2 separate regions of the Homo sapiens genome follow, and region 2 is linked to region 1. A link is a contact called in ENCODE Hi-C or POLR2A ChIA-PET data. All regions are on one chromosome and are shown on one strand. The core of a region is the stretch at or near the end of the contact, and the rest is flanking DNA. Distances in the headings are between cores, read along the strand shown. Region 1 has its middle 230 kb from the start of LINC01515. Region 2 holds the start of LRRTM3 (leucine rich repeat transmembrane neuronal 3).

Evidence for each region. Hi-C counts contacts between places; a loop is a spot of excess contacts on that map. ChIA-PET counts read pairs that join two places held with the same protein, here RNA polymerase II (POLR2A). Pooled maps may share reads with other maps.
Region 2: a loop to region 1 is called in a pooled map, with 2.4 times the contacts of the local background. The contact joins the promoter of LRRTM3 here to the enhancer-like site in region 1. A Hi-C loop is called at or near these places in 2 of 168 maps with a recorded cell type or tissue (Caco-2 and mammary epithelial cell), 1 of 37 single-sample maps with no recorded cell type and 5 of 50 pooled maps. POLR2A ChIA-PET finds 5 or more read pairs at or near these places in 1 of 52 experiments (PC-3).

What each region holds. Positions count from the first base shown.
Region 1 is chr10:65,337,660-65,344,456 of GRCh38, reverse strand. No RefSeq gene overlaps it. Among named protein-coding and RNA genes, the nearest start is that of LINC01515, 230 kb to the left of the region's middle. Within about 2 kb of position 2,821, at least 2 of the 41 ENCODE cell types and tissues checked have a DNase peak (open chromatin) inside an H3K27ac peak, as active enhancers do; they include PC-3, where a contact is called at or near this core.
Region 2 is chr10:66,921,513-66,928,249 of GRCh38, reverse strand. LRRTM3 (leucine rich repeat transmembrane neuronal 3) reads right to left here and starts at 2,214. Exons shown (of 3, transcript NM_178011.5): 1 at 1,663-2,214; 2 at 1-1,329. The coding sequence starts at 1,666. All of the region lies in intron 7 of CTNNA3 (catenin alpha 3), which reads left to right. The region is part of intron 3 of LOC101928961 (a long non-coding RNA gene); the gene reads left to right. RefSeq lists a silencer at 2,242-2,351 and an enhancer at 1,971-2,827.

The DNA.
Region 1 (6,797 bases), core at 1,572-4,071:
AAGTGCTGGGATTACAGGTGTGAGCCACCACACCCAGTCTACTGGATATTCTTAACAGTGTGACTTCAGTTGGCAGGTTTGAGTAATGTGGTATAGATCAACCTGAAGACTGAAATCAATTATGTGGACAATCAATCAATTAGTCAATCAATGAATCATGCCTACATAAGGGAACCATAAAAAAAACCTTGGACTCTGACATTTTAGGTGAGATTCTCTGGTTGGCAATAATTTGTGCATATTGGTACACATTATGCTGGGAGGGTAATGTTTCCTGATTCCTGGGGGAGGCCAATGGAAGGTCCATGTTTGGAAACCTCCTAGAATCTGCCCTATGAATCTCTTGTTTTGGCTGGTCTTTATCTGTATCCTTTCCTGTAATAAACCATAGAGTGAGTATAACTGCTTTCAGTGTGTGCAGTGGGTCTTTCTAGTGAATTCTTAAAAGTGAGAGTAGTTTTGGAAACTCTCTAAACTTGCAGTTGGTATCATAAGTTAGAGTTATCTTTCGAATTCTGCCCGCAAACTTGGTCGTTGGCCTAAACTCCTCATAACTTAAAATAGGCTACATGCCTTATAAATTATGTATTTTAATGTAAACCATCCATGAAATCAGTACGACAATTTCTCAATTATTGTTAATTTTTATCAATTATTTGTGTGATGTATTTGGACATGGCTATCGCTATCCTGATAATATCCTGTTTGAGCTATGCTTTGGTATATGGAACTACACTAAGCTTTTTAAAAGACCGTCATTAAATTAATATTCATTGTATGACTTTAATTTAAAAAATATAGAATTCTGTTAATATCAACAATATTATTCATCATAATCTATCTTTTCTCAACTTCAGCAGAACTAGCAGCAATTGCATTAAAACTTTTCTAGCCCTTACAACATTGACCATGATTTTGTTAGTTCCACGTCTCTATCATCAACATTATCACATTCTATCACAAATGTTTATGGGACTGCCTGAAATATGCACCATGTGATGTGCGATGTAAGGCTTAAAATTAAGGCCCAATATTATGTGCTGCCTCAACATTTAGTGAAATCCGCAGGGCCATGAATGGCCTAACCATAAAACCCCGACTCTATATTCATGCTCCGGTTTTCTAGCAAAACACCATAGTTCCCACTTATACCTGAGCAATAGTTCTAGTTTTTTGCCAACCTAGAGATTTATTCATACAAGTCAATTACATTCTTCTGTATAAACCAGGATGCACTTTATTGTGTTGATACTACAAATTTGCCTCCCAAAGCTCTGTTTTACAACTGTGTTCCTGATTGAAACCCCTATGGATATATGTGACTAATAAGCTGCTATCAATCTCATCTATCTATTTTCAATGGACTGTTTGACCATACCCACAACCCTAAGGTAGGGATCACTTCCTCACTAAAAGGATGAATAGGAAGCAATTAAAGCAATACTGTCAGTTAGATTTTAAATATCATATTTGGACCTAAGTTTATTATCAGTATAATGAGGATCATAGTGAAAATTATAGAATTAATAGGGCTAAATATTTATTAGAATTGTGTGCAACATAGATTGAACAGTATATAAGCATTATCATTCACATTTAATAATTAAGCTGTTTCAATGCCCACAATGTGCAGGAATTCCACTGGTTTTAATAAACTGTCCCACTAAATAACAATAAAATTCAACTCTCACAGTAGAAAGAGATACTCAAACCATTGGTATTTTCCTGCCCCCCACAACCCCAAAATCCCTGTCCGCTACTCACATCCTTTTGCTGTTGCTTATAAACCCTCTTTATAAGAGTCCACTGTACCTGATTAATGCTCAATTTGTTCTTCATTACTGTACTGTCTATGACTTCATTCTCAGTCTTCCTTAAGGCAAGTCCTGTGTATGCTGCAGTTTGATTAGTGGTAATGACAGTGACTGCAAATGAATCTGTCTAATAACATAGGGCCATTGTCTGTGGGCACGCAAAAGGAAACTGAGAATTTTCTCTCTGATGTGATGGCATTATCATCATGAAAGACATTTCCTTTTCTTGTATCTGGGCTTACTCTGACTATGGAGATTAATGAGAACAGGTGTTAAAGAGCCATGGTAAGCTGACTGACTCACACACATGGGACAAAGGTGTGTAAGAGCCAGCTGTGGTACCTGAAAGGTGGACTTTTCCTAGCAGGAAAACCACCAATAAAAACCAACAGCAGACATAACTGGAACAGGATTCTATAAAACCCCTGTGTGGAGGCTCAGGGATTCAACATTAATTTCCAGGAGAGCCAGGGCAATGGATAGAGTGAGAGAAACTCTGAACATTTGAGAATATGACCAAAAATATAAAACACTTTAGCATCTTCACAATCAATACAGTCATCCTAGTGTATATAAACTAAACATCAATCTTGGTCATAATTACACTTTCCCTTTTTGAATTTTTTACCTATTACAACTTTTAGATAATTTTAATCCTTGTCATTAAATTACTAAAATTTAGAAAGTAGAATGAATCAAAACAATGAGGCTTTACTAGTATATGGAGATAGCTTACTGGACCCTAACAAAGTAAATTTGCTATTAAGAAAGATATCTCCAAAACTATGTTTCTAAAAGGGACTTCCAGGGTCAAGCTAGGTCAGCATTTTGGTAGGATTGATGCCAGAAAACACAGCTGCTACTGAAACATTTTTTCAGAAAAGGAAGTTCACCCTCTGAGTCATTTCAGATTAAATCTTCATCGCAGGCCTGTGTATGTGTTTTAAAGGAAGGTCTATAATCAGAGGTCCAATTGTTAGCAACTCTGGACATAATCTCAGGATAACAATTCAACCATTCAAATGCTCAAGGCTGAGAGTAAATACCACTTTTCTGTGGTTAAGAAAATAATAAATTCCGGAGGATCCACCACAGATAGCTCAATTACCCCATCAAGAGTTATCAACTACAGTCAGTTCTCCTCTGTGCTCTCTGGTGATAATGCACACAGCATCTGTTCCATTTTTCTCTTTGCGTTGCCACTTCTGGGTAATGTTATTGAAGCATCACCAATGGGTTAAACAAAAGCTGACACTTCAAGAGGAAGGAATGAAAAAGTTGCAGTGCTCGGAATAAGACTATTAAACCTGGGAGGAGTGAACCTATACCTGGAATAGAGAAAATGGAATGAGGTAGAACTGTTTTCACTTTGGAAATAGAGGCAAAGAAATATAAGTGAGTGGGAAACCTGGAAGGAGCCCAATTAAGAAAACAGTAGAGTTTCTCCTATCCCTCTGGTTAGTAATATAGATCTGGGAAGTCCCAGTGTGAGCAGACATCCTTGACTTTGTAGTCTTAAAATAAATGTGAAAGGAATTTTAAGAAGGGCATAAATTTTACAAGATTGCCATAATGCAGCTCTAATGGTTTACTGAGAATAGTGACAAAGTATAGATATGTTGCTATTTTATTTTAGAGAAATTCTGACCTAAACCTGAAGGAAATTTTTCACTAACAAAACGAAATACATTTATTGAATCTTAGGAGATAAGGTTCACATCTTTTAAACTTGGCTTAAGCCATGCTTCAGGCATTATTACATAGGACAGTAAGACTTTTAGTTTTTAACTTTTTGTTAACTAAGCATGGTCTCAGGTTTTACTATATTTTGTTTGGTTTGAATTGGGAAGTTCAGCACTGGAAGATATATGGAGCAGAATTATAATAATAATAACAAAGCAACAACAAACTACAATCACATTTTGCTCTAATCAGTTATACTGAGTCCATGCTATTAACTACCTCAAATTTGAAGTAGATGGAAAGAAATACAGGAAAGATAGGAAATACTGGATGCCTACCAAGTTCTCACAAAATCACCATAATTCTGGAATTGTTTTCACTATTCCACAAATGAAGAATTATGACTCATTTAAGTATTATTTTAAAGCTAACACAGCTAATAGATGCGTAAACTGGAATGCAAACATAGCACATATGATTTTATACCTTGTGTTCTTTCCACTAAATCTTACCACCTACTAAACAATTGTATTATCCATTCTATTATGTGAGCCTAATCAGCAGAAAATAGCATGTTCTCCTCAGTAAGCAACAGATAAAGAGAACCATGGCAGCCCTAAATAAAATAATAAAGGAAGCCATGGAAAGTTTTGATACGATAATTTATTGATATCACTGCTTCTCCTCCACTTCTTCTAATAAAGTTGCTACAGTTTCCAGACCATATGTGTCCCTTAGCCTCTGGGCAAATTGTAAGGTTACCAGAAGAAACTAAACACAATTCCTCTTCCTGCCATTGTGAATATCCAAGCTGAAGAAATGATGCTTGATGTGCCAGAAAGGAAGAAGGGAAATGTCAAGGCCTTTAAAGGATATAGACAGGAATAGAGAAAGGAGGAGAGTTTTCCCCAAGTGTCAAGATAGATTTGAGGAACACAGATTTTCCAAGATACGGAACTAGATTTATGCCTTCAAAAATGCTAAAGCAGATGGAAAATAAATAGAACTATTTTCATTCTTCAGGTGTCTTGAGTGCCACAGAACCCTTAATTATACAGACTTAGTTTGTGAGCATCTCAAGAGGAACCTATATGAAACAACGTGGAACCATGGGATGCTTTCTCAAATGGTCTTGCTTTGAAAAGCTCAAAAATAGGAATGGAGAGGGAACACCAATAGTGACAGATATGTACTTTTCTGCCAGTCCGATGGAAGAGGGACTCAATATTTATTTTATTTGTCTGAAAAAAAAATTTGTAAGTGATTGTTCCTTCATAGCTCTTTTTGCGGAGTGAGAATTATATTCGCTTACCTACGGTGAGAACGAACTGTCTTATAACCTAAGCTGTATAACTAAAACAGAAACGGAGAAACAAACAAAAACGAATCCCGAACTTGAAATGAAGGGAGTGCAATTTTGCCTTGGCTCTTTTAACTGGTTTAGAGCATTGAATTTATTACATAATCATTTTCCACTGTAGATTCTCATCTGTAAAGAGATAATTTGTATTAGGATGTCAGTATAGTTGCTTTCCAATATAATATGTGAGAAATGGAATAACCATACAATTATCAACTGAGAAATTTTTGAGAGTTAAAAGGAGTGCTAAAAACAATTAAAATTGTATATTTTTAAATACTTACTTAGCTGACAAATTAATTATATTAGAAGATTTAGAAATATTTTGTTTCAAAAATTATTTTCAAAATTACTTTTCCTAAAAATTAAAAATATTATTTATCTCTATATTAGAGAAAAGAATATTTGTATTGTTATTAAATATGTGAATATGAAAAATAACATTTATAGACAGTAATTTGTTTTCTAGCTGTATCTCTCTAAAATTCAATATCACTGGTCTTATTTTAATTTTTAAAGAATATGTGTTTTTTAATACGGATTTATTTTCAGGTTTTTCTTATAATTACCTGCAACTTTCTTTAAATTTTATTTTAAGGTTAATAATATTAAAAGTTTTTGCATGCTGAATTGATTTTCTCTGTGAATTAAGAAAATACTCTGTCAGTGCTGAAGTATCTCATAAGTTGAGAGAAAATTCTACTAACTGGAGTATATTTTTAATTCTATTTCTTTACATTAAAATTTGTAAATATTTAAGCCCAAACGCTGTTACAAGTACTTTTTTCATGCCTCAATACTGAATACCTACTTTGGCACACATTTTCACAGAAAAAATTCTCAAATATGTTTTCTGTTGCCATGATTTTTGAATATTTAACAGCATTTAACTGTTACAAAATTTTATAGTTTTGAAATGTATTTTCATACTGGGATAGAATATAAATTTACCCCATTAAAAACTGGACCTCACCAAAAATTCTTTCACAGGTTGCACTACCCAAGAAACAAGTATAGCCTTTCAAAAATTGTAATGTGTGCATCACTTGAGCTCCGCTGTTTTATTGCATTTTTGTCCTGCTTTTATACAGATAAACGTCAATATCTTGTTTGCAAGCACTTTTTAAGTTATTACAATTTGATAAACGTTTCAAAGCTAAAGTTTTTTGGTTCGCCATTCATTGAAAAATTTGGTTTAAGATTTCCAGAATGATAACAAAATGCAAATAAAAATTTTAAAACCCATCTAAGCAAAGTTAAATGGAATTGTAAATCATTCAGTTGGATTTACAAAAGACTATTTTAAAGGCTCAAACATGTTTTAAGTACAATTAATAACAGGCAGTAATTCAGTGTTGTCATGTTGAAGTATTTTCTCTATTCAACATAAGGTTTCTTAAAAACATTTTATAGTTCAGTGCTTCTCTGTATACTTATAAAAACATTTGTACCTTTTGAGAACTGTAATTTAAACTTGGATTAATAGAATATTGAGGCTTGATTGCAATCAATTTTAAATTACATGTGTATATGAAGCAAATTCAAGCACATTTCTGTGTTCTAGTTTTCTTAATTTTATGACACCATGATTCTTAACCCAACACAATGCTCCATTAAAATTTATGTTTGCATTTGAATCATAGAGTCAAGTAATTTTACTTTATTGGGACTTCTAATCTGAACTGACAGTAGTATTGACAATGATATAAGATGCTTCAAGTTTGATGGAAAGATTGCATTTTTTATATTTTATAAATTGAATTTGAAAAGCCAATTTTTATTGGAGTAAATAATTTTATTTTGAAGTTTCCAGTGACAGATACACATCTGGTGATGAAGTCAACACCTTAAGAGCTGGCAGATTAATATCAACAAATGTACAAAAAAAAAAAAAAACCCTTGTAATCTAAAATGAGAGAAAAGTGTTTATTTTTTTTTAA
Region 2 (6,737 bases), core at 965-3,464, 1.6 Mb before region 1:
ACCGCTTCCATGACACGTAGATAACCAGCAGGATGACGAGCACGGACAGGAAAAGCGCCACGCTGCCCGCGATGATTTTATGGAAAGAGATGTGCTCGGCGTCAGCATCGGTCTCTGGGCCGGGCTCTGTGGCTCCCACCGTCGGGGGCAAAGGGGGTTTGCTCTCATGCTTCGGCCTGGGGAGCTTGGGCTTAAACGTCGGCTTTGGGAGAGCCCTGGCCAGATCAAACCTCTCTGTAGTACTTTTGCCACAGATGCTGTAGTTCTTCACTGCATCGATCACATTTACTCCTTGCAGCTCTTTGGGACTGGCACAGATAATTGTATTCTCCCTTAGACCTTTAAAACTTTTCAGCCAGTTTACAAGGGAGCAAATATTTCTGCTGCATTCCCATATATTCCCAGCAAGACTGATGTCATTGAGGGATATCCAAGAATCCAAAATCTCTTGACCAATAAATGTGAGCTTGTTGGAATCCAGGTTGAGGCGCTGCAGATTCGGGACACACTGGAAAACACTGGGTCCACTGAAAGCTTCGATCTCATTGCCTGATAAATCAAGCCTTTGTAAGGAGCTCCAGGTCCAGGACATGGTCTGTCCTATGACACTGATTTTATTCCACTGCAAGTAAAGGTTCTGAAGGCTGACCAACCTTGGAAAAAGGGCCAGGTTGAGCTTGGAAAATTGATTGTGCTCCAGGTGAAGTTCTTTGAGTCTGATCATGCCAGCAAAGACATTCCTGGCTAAACTTCGGATCCGGTTATATCCCAGGTCCAAAAGTTCCAGGTTGCGGCAGTCTTGGAATATTCGCACAGGGATGGTTCTCAGGGAGTTAGACCGTAAATGTAAACTCAGCAGCTTCCGCAAGCCCCGAAACTGTTCAGATCCCAGAGAATGCAGCTGATTATAGGACAGATCCAAGTTCCGTAAATTTGTCACAGGTCTGAAGGTATTGTTAAGAAAATAGGAGATTCTATTGGAACTAAGAATCAGCTCTTTGAGTCTGCGTATTCCATTAAAAGCATTTTCGTCAATATTGCTGATATGGTTATGGTCAAGGTATAGCCAGGTGAGCTGGTTGAGCCCTTTAAATTGATTATACTTAAGTTTTTGAAGGCTGTTATAGCGAAGGGACAAACCTAAGCAACCAGCAGATATACTTGAGGGTATCTCCTGTAATTTCTGAGATTCACAATATACCATTTTGCCTTCACACCTACAGCCCTTAGGGCATCCTCGTTCGGCAGAAGAAAGCATTGTCAGTAAGACAGTGGGGGCTATAACCAGTGCTACAGCTGATCCGCTCAGTAGCCTAATTACATTGAAACCTGGAAATAAAAACAACTTAGAAAAGTTATCCCCCCAAAAAAGAATTAATCCTTAATCAAGCAAAAATAGGCATATATTTTTCATTTTTAAAAATTTAAATCTAAATAACACTTAACATCACATATTATCTCTTTGTAATTAAAGAGAATTGTCTTTAGTGTTTTGTTTTTTTAAATAGTTAAACAAGGAAACATGCCACTAAGCAAATAAATTCATAGTCTTAGAGCAGAGCAAGGTAATCTCTAAAATAATTAAGGCAGAATTATTACACACACTAGAGGTTTTTTGTTTTTTGTTTTTAAGAAGGAAAGAAGAAAAATGACAAAACATACCCATCCTTTGTATTGTTCAAAGGTCGTCCTTAGGTCTTTTGCTTTGGCTTAGGGGCCAGTTGCATGACAGCCCCTGTCAGCTGCACTGTAGTGAGTCAGGGCTCGCTGACACCCAGGAAGAAAAATTGGACCCCTTGGGAGATGGACCGATTTTGGAACATTATTCTTTGCCAGCCACGCAGAACACTCCAAGAACAAATAAATCCCAACACCGCATTCGCAGCAAAACATCAAAATCTTCCTAGGTAATAGGATCTTCATGGATATTACGTTTTTGCATCTTTACAGTTTTTTGGGGGGTGGGGAGGGGGCGGTTAAAAAAAAAACTGGATCCTACAATTTCTTCTTATCGAAAAACATGATGTATTCTTCCAGGCAATTTGGGGCTACCTGAGCTGCCACATCTGTATTCCATACCCCAGCAGTTCCCGTGATGAGCACCCAGTTCAGCCACAGAGCTGCGTTGGAGCCCAGAAGGCAGGAGAGCCCCGTACCGCGCACACGCTCAGCTCACTTCTGCAGACTGTCATTCTGAAAGCTGCTCGGACTGTTGCTTTGGTTTCAGTGAATGCAGTCTTATGTAAAGCTGCCCCCAGTGGTGAAGAACATTATGGGCATGTGCAGAAATGTCTCTCTTTTATCTTGCAAATGAGCAGGCTCTCTGCTGGAAAATGAATGATTCTTTTGGGTGGCTCAGTAGGAACTGAATGGTCACCGTGATCAATAACTAGCAACATTTTCTGTGATTTCCAAGTCTTGTTTTACAATTTGGCAACGTCTTTATTGTCTGTGTCCACTTAATTGCTAAACATGTGCTGCCCAGAGTTTTTCTGGAGCTTGACATTAAGTTCACAGACCGAACGTCAATTTTTCTTAACCTCAACGCAGGCTTTAAACTGAAATTTATAAAATGAATTATTGAGCTTTTCACAGAGAAGCATTAACTGCCTGCCCATTTGACCTCTTGGAGTCACAGTGATTATATTATGCAAGGTGTCTCAGGATGTTAGAACACAAACATTTTGGAATAGAGGGGATGACTGATGACAAGTGAATTAATGTGTCCAATAGCCTTTCCGGTTTTCTCACAGACGATATAATTGATTTTATGGCTATAGTTTCGTTTGTTGTTTTGGTTGTTGTAATTCTCTTTTAATTAGAAGGGAAATAAACCATTTTTAGTGTTAGGATACGAATCAAGAGATCATTTGGTTCATACTTTATTGATGTTGCTGCTATTTATTACACTAATAATATTTATGGAGCACTTTCTAAGTGCTTTAAATGGGCTACGTTGTTTTCTCTTTAAACAATAGTATGATGTGGGTCCTATTATAACCTCTCTTTTAAAGATGAGGAAACAGACTTGGGGAGGTAACTTTCTCAAGGTCATACAGCAAGCGAGTGCTAGAGCTGAGCTTCAGAAGCGAGTCATTCTTATGCCGAACCACTAACCACTAGATGATCCTGTTCAACAACATTGTTATCTTCATTTAAAAAAGAAGTCAGTGAAAATGAAGCCGATTAAAGGATTGGGGCAAGGAAGCTGTGATTAGCAAATTCTTGCTTGTTCTATTAGAATTGCCTAAATTTCTTTTGGTCTGAGGTTCCTAAAGAAGTATAAAAACTAAGGCAGCGTAGTTTAGTGATTAACAGCATAGATTTTGGCACCTAGATTCCAACTCCTGGCTACAATTTACCAGCTATGTAACCTTAAGCGCGTTACTTACCTTCCCTATGCCTCAGTTTTCTCATCTGCAAAACGGGCATAAAAACAAAAACTCACTTCATGTTTTGAGAATTAAGTCATTTTAATATCTGTATGTTACTTAGAACAGTGTGTTGCATGCAATAAGCCTGTGTAAGATATTTGAATAATATTAACTTTATTTGTACTTGCTAGGATTACGTACTGAATATTGACTATACTGACCTTCATTAACTCACAAAGAACAACTTTAGTGAGCATTTTTAAATATTGTACATGGTGGATTTCTGAGATTTACTCAGTCTTGCCTTCTTTGATGAGATAACTTCCTTTATGTTCATCATCTGAACTTTATCTTTAAAATAAATCTTCTGGTTCTGTGGATCATGACTAATAATGTTCGATTCTTTTCATCTCCAAAGTAGAACATAATAACATCTGCCATGTAGAGGCATTTTATTTAAAAATAATGGTATTCTTGAAAAAGTTTGCCTTGTTGTTTTTTGTTAGGTGAACTGTCTGTGGAAAACCGTGGAGAGCTTTCACATTCTCCAAGGATGAGATGTTTGATAAAGGCTAGTAATGACAATCAAAAGGGGTCCTACAGATATAGTACAATGGATATTACCAATTCCTTGGGCAGTATGTTCTTAATAGGGCAGTGCTTTCCCCCAGAGTTACCTAAGCTGTGAATGCACATGAAACATCCAGTGAGTTTCTTAAAAAGATAGACTGCCCAATCCCTCCCCCAGGATTCTCATTCTAGGGGGATGGAAGAGTGTGTGCTTTTCAATAGTCTCTGATGAAATAAGTTTAAGAAACTCACTGTGAAGGAATGATTAAAAATAATATTTTCTCCTAGTAGGAAGAGAGGGTTTGCACACTTATAATACTGAGATGTAAGTTCCACAAGGACAAAGACAATGTTTTGTCTACTTCATTTTTCCTAATATCTACAACAGCACTTGGCACATTGCAGACATGCAATAAATAGCTATTGAAAAAAATATGTTTTTATATCAGTCACAAGTACAATGGATATAGTATAACTGATTATGTAATGTTCAACATTTGTACATGGGATTGAGTCCTGAAAATTTCCTCAGTCAGTGAGACTGGAAACAATTTTGGAGAAAGTATTCTTAAAGGAGGTATATACAAAGACAAAAACTAGAAAGTGAGAAAACTTAGTTGATCAGAAAGTGATCTTTACTTTTCACAGATATCTTGTCTTCATAGTTAAACTACAAATTTCATGAGAACAGTAAATATGCTTTTGACTATTCTCCTTTGCACAGCACAGAAGGGTAATACTGAACCCTTATCATTTAATATCCCAAATGGGCTTGACAACTTGTATCTCTCAAAAACAGACTAATGAGAATTATATTGATAACTTCTCTCTCACACCTCTGTTGCTTGAAAGGCTCTGAGTTTTCCCCTCACTCTCCCACGTAGTCATTGAGACATCTGTTTTGCCCAAGAGCTGCAGAGAGCCACTCCAGGAGGCTGGAGGACCCATTAACTTTGTGCTTCTTGCTCATCATACTTTACTTCCCATTGACAGAAGAACAGAGGAACCCACTGAGAATGTGGGCTCTCACTTTGCTTTTCCTGGGATAAATCTTCTTGAATTATTTACGGTGAATATTATTCTCTGCTGTGTTACACACATTGCTCTTAGTTTTCAGACATTTTTCTTTTATCTTGGTTCCTGATCTTATCTTACTGCATAGTTCTGACTTTACACCTACCCTTTGGATCTTATGATTAATATTTATTTAGTCTTAATACTAACAACTGAGGGTATAAAATATTAGAGTGAGTAAATAAGACCTAGTATTGGCTAGCACAATGGGGTGACTATAGTCAATAATGAATTAATTGTGCATTTAAAAATAACTAAAAGTATAATTGGATTGTTTTTTATACAAAGCGTAAATGCTTAAGGGCATGGATACCACACTTACCCTTATGTGATTATTACACATTGCATGCCTATATCAAAACATCTCATGTACCCCATAAACATGCACACTTACTATGTACCCACAAAAATAAAAAATAAAATAAAAATAAAACAAAACTATATGACAGGAATGATGTGCTACAACAAAAATTGCTTTGGTAGCAATGTATTGATTGACAAGGAAAAATGTTCATAATGAAATAATATTAAGGAAAAAAATACTGACCATCAATCTCTTTCTCAACAGTAATCAGTAGCCACTCTTGGACTGAGTCAGCCTCCAGGAACTGTGTATGGCCCCTACTTTGGCACGACCCCTTAAGTCGGCATCACAACCAGGTCTGATCTGGTTCAGGATAATAAATTGTTTGAAGAGGGAAGATTATCCATGAGGCTAGTTGAGAAATCCAAAACAAAATAATGTGATTCTAAGCCACACTGAATACTTGAGGCTGCAGAAGTTACTGCAAAGACATAGAGTAGTCCCTCAAGAGAAAAAGAAAAGACTGTGTTCTAAAAGATTTTAGTAATTTGCCTGTATACTTTTTAAAAGTTTTTTCTCCTTTTACTTGTCGACTATAGCGAGCTGATTATTTCTGATTTGCCTTTCAGCAGAAGCAAAATTATATTGCATTATGTATTTAGAAACTAGCAACTTCTTTTGCACTTAATATCGCATACAGAACAAACCGTAAACTACCTGACGAGTTAAATATCCCCAATGCATCCAGGGCCTTAATGATTTATACAATTATAAAAATAGTGTCATGTATCTAAAGACTTTTTATTTTATTGTGCTTATAGGACTTCAAATAGCTAAACATATTTTGTTTAAATTGGGTAAATAAATCAAATCTCAGTTTGGCAATACTGCCAAATTTTAGTCCAATATGAAACTGAGTTGCCAGATATAAACTTAGAAATTCATAACTGAAAGAGAATGGACTGATATCTTAACAGTTGTTGACTTCAGATATTTTATTTATTTTACAAATATTTAATTTGAATAACCATTGTGTGCTAAACACTGTTCCAGACACTGGGAATACATCTGTGTGCAAAATAAAGGCCTGTACCCTTGTGAAGATTACATTCTAAAGGGATAAGACAGACAATTAAAAATAAACATATACAGTATATTAGTAGGTCATATGTACTATGAAAAAAAAGAAAAATATAAGGAAGATTGGGAGTGCAAGGTATGAGGTGGGCTGAGTTTTAAATAGGATGGTTAGGGCCATTAAGAAACTGGCCTGAGCAAACCTTGAAGGATATGAGCTTGTGAGACTTAAATGTATATATGGGGAGTGGCCAGTGCAAAGGCCTAATGTGGAAGCAGATCATGTGTTCCATGAACAACAAGGAGGCCAATGAGTCTAGAATGGAGAGACCAAGTGA